Linked DNA regions of Homo sapiens: region 1 is linked to region 2. A link is an interaction called in ENCODE POLR2A ChIA-PET data of the cell type or tissue named here. Cell type or tissue: A673. All regions are shown on one strand.

Evidence for each region. ChIA-PET counts read pairs that join two places held together with the same protein. Peaks named below come from ENCODE experiments on the same cell type or tissue, not always from the same donor. Only the 100,000 strongest peaks of a DNase experiment are listed, where the experiment ranks them.
Region 1: POLR2A ChIA-PET joins it to region 2 with 5 read pairs; 1 of 35 experiments calls an interaction of 5 or more read pairs at or near these places.

The regions. Positions count from the first base shown.
Region 1 is chr3:144,284,154-144,289,153 of GRCh38, forward strand. All of the region lies in intron 2 of LOC105374140 (a long non-coding RNA gene), which reads left to right. Among named protein-coding and RNA genes, the nearest start is that of DIPK2A, 310 kb to the left of the region's middle. In A673, no CTCF peak of the experiment used is centred here; a DNase peak (open chromatin) is centred at 3,018.
Region 2 is chr3:142,584,713-142,589,712 of GRCh38, forward strand. No RefSeq gene overlaps it. Among named protein-coding and RNA genes, the nearest start is that of ATR, 8.5 kb to the left of the region's middle. In A673, a CTCF peak has its summit at 2,277 (motif pointing right); a DNase peak (open chromatin) is centred at 2,299.

The DNA.
Region 1 (5,000 bases), 1.7 Mb after region 2:
TCTTGTAAATAATACCTCATTAACTTGGCTTCAAAAGATAGGATTTGAAGAAAGAATAAGATAATAATTGAGTTAGCTTGGAGAGGGGCAATTTTTTCCAAAGCGGGACACAAAGATAGCAACCATATAGAAAAAGGGCTGATTTGAATACATAAAATTTAAACTTCTGCATTACAAAATACACTAAATATAAAGTTAATATGTTTTATTATACTGGAAATATATTTACAACATATTCAACTGCCAACACGTTGCTATCCAGAATATCTACAGTTGCTATAAAATAGTAAGAAAAATAAAAATTATGCAGTTGAAAAATGTCACAAACATACATTTCAGTTCATCAAAATAGATAATAAAAACAAGCTAATATAGTTGATTAGAAAAAAGTAAATTAAAAATGAGATATCTTTACACATTAGATTGGCACAAGCTGTTGATGTTGCCAGGCAAGTAGTCTCTCTCATACACTCTGTAGGAGTGCAATATGGTGGAGCCTATTAGGAAAGCAATTTTACAATATCTATCAAAAGTTTAGCATTAACTATTAAAGTTTAGCATAATCTATTAAAAGTTTAGCATTTAACAAGTTCACTACCAAAATTTTACCTTATAGATGTTTTTATTTTTAACTTTTGTGGGTACATAGTAGCAGTATATAGTTATGGGATACTTGAGATATTTTGATACAGACATGCAGTGCATAATATCACATCATGGAAAATTGGGTATCCGTAACCTCAAGCATTTATCCTTTGTGTTACAAACACTCCAATTATACTCTTAGTTATTTTTAAATGTATGATTAAATTATTATTGACTACAGTCACTCTGTGTGCTATCAAATACTAGATCTTATTCATTCATTCAAAAGCTATGTTTTTGTATCAATTAATCATCCTCACCACCCTGCCCATTACCTTTCCCAGACTTGTAACCATCCCTCTGTTATCTATCTCCATGAGTTCAATCGTTTTGATTTTTGGATTCCACAAATAAGTGAGAATGTATAATGTTTGTCTTTCTGTGCCTGGCTTACTTAACATAATGACCTCTAGTTCCATCCACGTGGTTGCAAATGACAGAAACTCATCCTTTTTTTCTGGTTAAATAGTACTCCATTGCGCATATGTACCACATTTTCTTTATCCATGCATCTGTTGGTGGACACTTAGGTTGCTTCTAAATCTAAGCTATTGTGAACAGTACTGCAACAGACATGGGAGTGCAGATATCTCTTCAATATACTGATTTTTCTTTCTTTTACATATGTACCTAGCAATGGGATTGCTGGATCGTATAGCAGCTCTATTTTTAGTTTTTTGAGGAAACTTCAAACTGTTCTTCTTCATAGTTGCACTAATTTACATTCCCACCAACAGTATATGAAGGGTCCCTTTTCTCCATATCCTCACCAACCTTTGTTATTGCCCGTCTTTTGGATAAAAGCCATTTTAGCCTTACAGATTTTCTTCTAATATTGTACCATATGTTCAATAATAAATATTTTTTAAATGAACTAAACAACTGTCAACAGGGGAAATGTTAAGTAAATAAATATGTATAACTATTTTGTACAACCAGTTAAAATATAGAATAAAGGTATATGTATTTACATGGAAATTTTGGTGAATCACATTATTAAGGGAAAAATAAATTATATTTTAATATATAGATTTTCATCTCTTTCGTGTTAAAAATTAATCAAATGTGTGTGTATTATCATATAAATCAAACGATTTTTGTCAACTTAGTGGTTACCACCTCCTGTCGGGATAGGGTGAATGAAGAGGAATGTTGAGGTTTTGTCCTATAAATTTTTCTATTGCTTGAACTGTTACATTGAGAAATTACTTATAACCTATATAGTTGAAAAAAGAGAACAGAAAATGGGGAAAATAAATTGTAAAATATATATTGTGCTATGCTGCATAATGCCTGTGTTTTGAAATGCTTTTTTAAAAAATTTATAATTGTCCAAATATTTTGTTCAAATATTTTGGTCTGGTAGAGTTTGAGTTGTGATCACTGAAAGCATCACAACTTATTACTAACAATGTGTGCTTCAGTGTGTCATTATTTACAGCCTTTACATAGGAAATCGTTTGTCTCTACAGGAATTATTTCTGCTTCCTTCTCTTGGGACTCTTTACTAGGTAATGCAAACATTCTCATTGGGATATGTGATAAATATAATATTATGTAGCTAGTTCCTGATAATGCCTGTTTTACCACAGGGAAAATTCAGAGCCAGATTTGAGTGTATGGGTTTTCTTTTTCCATCAATGTGAAACCAAGAAGGAAATATGACATGCTCATATATAATAACTCTTTACAATATAGACAGCCCGTCACATAGGATTTGAAGCACTTTGCATGTCAGTGTTTTGTTTCTTCAGTGTCAGTCACTCAGCAGTTTAGGCTTCCATCTGATGGGAAGGTTTCACTATTAATCTCAATCACATCCTTACTCTGCTCAGAAATGTTCCACCATCAATCACTCATTACGTCTCCTTATTTTCTTGAAAGATGGTGTTATTACACAACTTGCCGCAGGCCATAGAAGAGATCAGATGTAATGCCTAGAGAGAAATACCAATTCCTACCAAACTTGTTGATACGAGCGCCAAACTATTTATAGTTTGCTCCCTCTAAGGAATCTCTGTCTTTTGCAGATCTAAGTTCAGATTTGCTACTTAAAGTATGGATGTGTCTTCTAATTCTAGAAAAATTGTCTGTATGTTTTATAAGGACCATTGAGGGTTGAGGGATTCTTCCTATTTAAGGAGTCAAAGAAACTGGGTACTGAACTCTGAAGTTGGATCTCAAGAGTGATAGATACCAGGGCTGTTCATAAATATTCAATTTCTTTCCTCTTCCCAGCATATGAAAGGGTTACATGATCTAATCCAATTGCAATTATATGTGACTAAACAACTCGTGTTAATCTTTGATATGTGAAGAAAGTGATGAGTATCTCTTCCAGGGGGCAGTTTTAAGGAGCTATTATGTACTTTGCTGTATTTCCCACCCCCAGCTCCCATAAGAGTTATGGGCACTGTTCCAGACAGTGGCTCCTTCATCAGCCTGTGTCCTAGAGTCAAAGCAGCATGAGGCAGAGCCACATGTGTGATGACATGTGACAGGGTGAGGAAAATCTTCACAAACTGATGTTGTAAGCCTTTGAAATTTTTGGATTGTTTATAGCATAAACTAGCCCATTGTAACTAATAACATTTTCCTAATGTCATTTTCCCCTGGTCTGAAATCCCAAAATTTCATAATGAACATTCTAAGCTCAAAAACTGTATAATTGCCTTTAACAATTTTTGTTTTATAAGTTGGTGTAATGTAACATTGATATTCTTAAAATTTGTGTGTTTAGAATCTTCTGTCTAAGATGACATTTAGTATTTCAGTTTTCTGACTAGGGGATTTTCATACTGAGAAATAAAATTAGTTATTATTTTATTCATGCATATTTCTCTTAAAAGTTAAACTGTGACTTTTTATTTTTTACCCACTCCTGGGAAACCTAACTAGGAATCACTGCAGGCATTATCTTTGTTATTCCTTCAATGAAAATTCTAATTGTTTCCCCATATCATGTTTGCTATTACTAAAAGTAATAACTATTATTCATTGAATGTCTGTGTTCTAAGCTTAATTTTTGGTTGTTTACACATGTTATTTAATTCAATCCTCATAACATCTATGCATGGTAGATGACAAACAGGCTCAGAGAGATTAAGTAACTGTAGTGTCCAGGAATGTTAGGAGAAGACAGCTAAAAATCTGAGAAAGAATGTTGAGGTAAAACAGAGACCAGGAGAGTGGTATTTAGAAATCCAGTGGAAGGAATCCATTTTAGGAAGTGCTCCAGTGTGCAAAATGTTGCTGATAGTTGCAGAAAGGTGAGGAATAAAAATTGACCAATGACAACATGGGAGCCATTTTGACCTTGACAAGAAAAGCCTTGGGGTAATGGTGGGACAAATCTGCCTGGAGAGAATAGGAGGGAGATGAATTAAAGATGGCAAGAGTAGACAGTTCTTTCAAGGAGTTTTGCTATAACCAAAAATAGAGAAATAGGACAGCAGCCGGAGAGAGAAATTATGCAGGGAATTTTTTATTTCAAAACATACACAGGAGAAATAATAACATAAGTGTATTTTCAAGAATGATCCAGCAGTATTTTGTAATTCTCACTGCAGAGATCTTTCACCTCCCTGCTTAGCTGTATTCCTAGGTATTTTATTCTTTGTGGCCTATTATGAATGGGATTGCATTCCTGATTTGGCTCTCAGCTTTGATGTTGTTAGTGTATAGAAATGCTACTTATTTTTGCCTATTAATTTTGTATCCTGAAACTTTGTTGAAGTTGTTTATCAGATCTAGGAGCTTTGGGGCAAAGACTATGGAGTTTTCTAGGTATAGAATCATATTGTCTGCAAAAGAGGTAGTTTGAATTCCTCTCTTCCTATTTTGATGGCTTTTATTTCTTTCTCTTGCCTGATTGCTCTGGGTAGGACTTCCAGTACTATGTTGAACAGGAGTGGTGAGAGTGGGCATTCTTGTCTTATTCCAGTTTTCAAAAGCGAATTCTTCCAGCTTTTGCCTATTTAGTATGATGTTGGCTGTGAGTTTGTTATAGATTGGCTCTTATTATTTTGAAGGAAGTTCTTTCAGTGCTAGTTTGTTGAGGGTTTTTAACATGAAGAGATGTTGTGAGAGCTGCAGGGGAAGTTATGTCTTCTGAAGGATCCCAGGGTTCAATTAGAGCTAGAAGATGAGGAACACACTGAGAGATGAGATTTAAGATAGACATAGGAATTTTTCTGATGACCTACTGTGAATCCTGGAGATCAGAGAGTAAGAATTTCAGGTCCTGGGGCAGGACGGGAGATGAGAGCACAATGCAGAGCCATTGGGAATTAGAGTCTGGCCTAAATGGGAATAACAGCATAATGAGATTAGACTTGGTGGGCATACCAAGGGGT
Region 2 (5,000 bases):
CTATCCACTTTCCCCCAAATTCCCTTACCACCATTCTAGTTTTAGACCATCATCACCTCTTGCCTAAATTACTTCAACAGGCTTCTAGCTTGCCTATCTGCCTTTAGGCTTGTTTTTCTCTAACCCATTCTCCATACTTGAGGGGGAGAGAGTCTCCCAGACCTTTTATTTTTCCTGAAACGAGTCTCACTCTGTCGCCCAGGCTGGATTGCAATCATGTGATCTCGGCTCAGCTGCAACCTCTGCCTCCAGGATTCAAGCCATCCTCCCACCTCAGCTTCTCAAGTAGCTGGGATGACAGGTGCATGCCACTATGCCCAGCTGATTTTTGTATTTTTAGGAGAGATGGGGTTTTACCATATTGGCCAGGCTGGTCTTGAACACCTGACCTCAAGTGACCTGCCCACCTTGGCCTCCCAAAGTGCTGGGATGCTGGGATTTAATAGGAGTGAGCCACTGCGCGTGGCCATCTCCTAGCTTTTTTGTGTGTGTGTGTGTGTGTGTGTGTGTGTGTGTGTGTGATGGAGTCTCACTCGCTGGAGTGCCGTGGCACGATCTCGGCTCACTGCAACCTCCGTCTCCAGGATTCAAGCCATTCTCTTGCCTCAGCCTCCTGAGTAGCTGGGATTACAGCTACTGTAATCCCAGTGTGTGCCACCACGCCCGGTGAATTTTTGTATTTTTAGTAGAGATGGGCTTCGCCATGTTGGCCAAGCTGGTCTGGAGCTCCTGGCCTCAGGTGATCTGCTGCCTTGGCCTCCCAAAGTGCTGGGATTATAGGCAGGAGCCACCATATCCGGCCAATTTTTAATTTTTGTGGGTATATAGTAGGTGTATATACTTTATGGGGTACATAAGCTATTTTGATACAGGCACACAATGTGTAATAATCACATCAGGGTAAATGGGGTATCCATCACCTCAAGCATTTATCTTTTGTGTTACAAACAATCCAATTATATTCATTTAAAAATGTACAATAAATGTTTGACTGTAGTCACCCTGTTCTGCAATCAAATGCTAGATCTTTTTTCTTTTTTGAGACAAGGTCTCATCTGTTGTCCAGGCTGGACTACAGTGGCCTGATCTTGGTGTACTGCAGCCTTGGGCTTCCAGGCTGAAGTGATTTTCCCACCTCAGCCTCCTGAGTAGCTGAGACTACAAGTGCACACCACCTCAGCTGGCTAATTTTGGTGTTTTTTGTAGAGACGGGGGTTTTGCCATGTTGCCTAGGCTGGTGTTGAACTCCTGGGCTCAAGTGATCGGCCTGCTTCAGTCTCCTGAAGTGCTAGGATTACAGGCTCAAATACTTATTCTATCTAACTATATTTTGTACCCATTAACCATCCCTACCGCACACCCGTCACCCCCCCACTACCCTTCCCAGCCTCTGGTAACCATCATTTTACTCTGTATCTCCATGAGTTCAATTGTTTTTATTTTTAGCTCCCACAAATAAGTGAGAACATGTGAAGTTTGTCTTTCTGTGCCTGGCTTAATTCACTTAACATAATGACCTCCAGTTTCATCCATGTGGTTGCAAATAACAGGATCTCATTCTTTTTTATGGCTGAATACTACTCCGTTGTGTACATGTATCACATTTTCTTTATCCATTCATCTGTTGATGAACACTTAGGTTGCTTCTAAATCTTGGTTATTGTGAATAGTGCTGCAATAAACATGGGAGTGCAGTTATCTCTTTGATAAACCAATTTCCTTTCTTTTGGGTATATACTTAGCAGTGGGATTGCTGGATCATATGGTAGTTCTAGTTTTAGTTTTTTGAGGCACCTCCACACTGTTCTCCATAGTGGTTGTACTAATTGACATTCTCACCAACAGTGTACAAGGGTTCCCTTTTCTCCACATCCTTGCCAGCATTTGTTATCCAACTTTTTAAAAATTATTATTCAGTAGTACTCTTGAAATTTTAAAAATTTGTATCCTAATATGTGCACATTTTTATTAACCATATATAGTTCTACATCCTAATGTACATGAATTTCATGATAATGTAAATTTGAACATAATACAACTACTAATTGATTCCTGCATTCCTGTCAGCCCTCTTTTTATCATTTGGGGAGTAGGAGTTTGGAGGAGAGGGTGAGGCAGGAAGCAGAGTGGTTGGTGTGGATAGGTCCCAGTGTCCCTGGTATTTCCTAAGCCCAGTGTCACAGATCAAGTTGCCAAAGGGGCATCAGTCAGTGTTCTGGAATTCCAGTCAGCCATGTGTATAGAATTGTCCCCATTCATGATTAAACTAGAGTGGAAAATGACCACCAGGTGGTACTACAACCCAGTTGAGACTAAGATAGACTTGGTTCTCAGCCAGATGCCCAAACTCCTGGTTGGTTAGCTATGCAAGTTCCAACATAATGCAACAGTTTTACAAGTTCCTTTCTACATCCGAATGAACTTCAGTGGACACCTCTTGGTACACACACATTCAATAATATGCATTTTTAACAAGCTTCTAGATGATGCTGATGTTGTTTGGAGTTGTTCTACACAGCAGTCAGAGCAACCTTCTTAAAACCCAAAGACCACGACATTTCTCTTCTTTAATAGCTTGGCTATGTATGGAATATTGTCAGACATAGATAAAGGGTAAAAGGGGGCACATGTCTGTTAGTTTTCTTTGGGTAAAGCCTCAAATAATAGACAACATAACCACAAGCCAATATTCTGAAATTTAATAGTGCAGAATAGCCAAACTGCACCAATACACTTGTCCCATTTAGTGGAAACACTGCAAAAACCCATTACAAAAAAAAAGCCATCATAAAGTAACAAAATATTTAAGAAACTTAAAAGTAAGCCATTTGGCTTCCTATCCCTGTGGCAGTTTCACATCTACTAAGACTGTATTATAGAACTAACTAACACTCCACTGTATTTGGAGACAATTCAGAAATAAGGACATGGACTAATTCTTTATGTCTCCAAGAGATTTCTATTTCAGTAATGAATTATTGTCATTTTCATTGCTAGGTCCTGAGTATGACCCTAAGATTATGTAAAATATATCGGAATAGTATGATTATTTGTATTTGCGATTACTATTTTTACTTTTCTGAAAATACTTTCACCTGCTATTATCCTCCAAGTAGCTCTGTAAATAAAATGCAGAGAGGTTTCAGAGTTCTCAAAATTGAGCATGCATCAGAATCACCTGGAGAAATTCTGATTCAATCGGTCTGAAAGGAAACTCAGTAATTCGCATTTTTAACAAGCTGCTAGATGCTACTGCTGCTGGTCCACTGCCCACACTTTGAGTTAGCACTGTTTTAGGGTAGTGGTTCTTAACTTTGGCTACACATTGAATTTATGTGGATGAGAAGATTTTTAAAAAGTATCTGGGGACTCCCAGAGATTCTGATTTGATTAGGTTACGGCACTTACATGTATGTATATGCATTTCTCTACTTACCAGCAAGTTCAAGCATCTACTCATGTCTATTAATCATTTGGATTACCTTTTTTTAGTAAATTACCTGTTTAGAATTTTATCAGTTTTAATTTGGTTGTGTCTTTTTTATTGATTTATACAAACATTTTAACATATTATGAATTAAACCTTTTCTGATTTATATCTGAGAATATTATATCTTAGTCTGTCACTTGGCTCTTATGTAGGAATTTTAATTTTTATTATATCAAATCTACCCATCATTTCCTTTGTGTCTTCTGGATTTTAGTCTTGCTTAGAAAGGCTAACCACAAGATTTAAAATGTTCTTTTATACTTTTCCCTAACATTTTTGTACTTCAGTTTGCTAGTATTTGTTTTCCCATTTATCTACAGATCATTTTTGAAACAAGATCAGACAACTCATTTCCCAGACAGATAGTTCATATGTTGGTATTGAAGTCCCTTCTGCCACTTTCAAAATAAAGAGTTTAAGGGATCTAGATGATATACAAAATCTTTGAGAGAAACAGGCTTCATCATGAGTCTTCAAGAACTCCCCAAATTACCTGTCAAGGCAGCTGCTAACTCTGAAAGGATCAGGACGCTGCAGAATTAGGAATCTGCCCAAAGGGGTTCATGCCTTTCCTCTCTCTTCATGTAATACAAATTTGAATCAGTCTAACTTGGCTTGGTAAAACCTAAATCATTTTTGGAATCCTAGCTACAAGTGAATGTGGGAAATATTGGTTTTGGCTTTCCAGGAAGGCATCCAAGAAGACAGTTGGTCAATCCATGCATGGTATCTGTTACTATGTCACTGACTAGTCAATCATTCTCCTGTATTTTGAAATGCCCTTATTTTCATAAATACATCATAGATATATTTAATGAAAAGATATTTGAGGACAATCAGCAGCCTTTGCCACACCCCATAGCTCTTTCATAATTTGCCATCTGTTTCAGTTAATGTGGTATATGATCTTATTTTTTTCCAAATAAGTAAGGGCAAGGTATGGGGGGAGGGTGGAGAATGTAGAAAATTGCCTCAGGGCACCCTTATAGGCCCTAAAGCCATTTTTTTCTGCCACTGCTAATTGGGGTGACATCATTCTGGGATAATAGGCCAGCTTGATTTTCCAGTTATTAATCTATGTCTATTCTGAAACCCAGACCATTCATTTCATTTTTTAATTTCAGCTATCATATCATATATATAACATATATCATATATATCTCATATATATATATATATATATATTTTTTTTTTTTTTTTTTTTTTTTCTAACAGGGTCTCTGTCACCCAGGCTGGAGTGCAGTGGTGCAATTATGGCTCACTGTAGCCTCAACCTCCTGGGCTCAAGTGATCGTCCCACCTCAGCTTCCCAAGTAGCTGGCTGGGACTACAGATGTGTGTCACCATGCCTAGGTAATTTTTTTCTTTTTGAGATTGAGTCTCGCTCTGTTGCCCAAGCTGGAGTGCAATGGCGTGATCTCGGCTCACTGCAATCTCCACCTCCCGGTTCAAGTGATTCTCCTGCCTCAGCCTCCTGAGTAGCTGGGATCACAGGCACTCACCACCATGA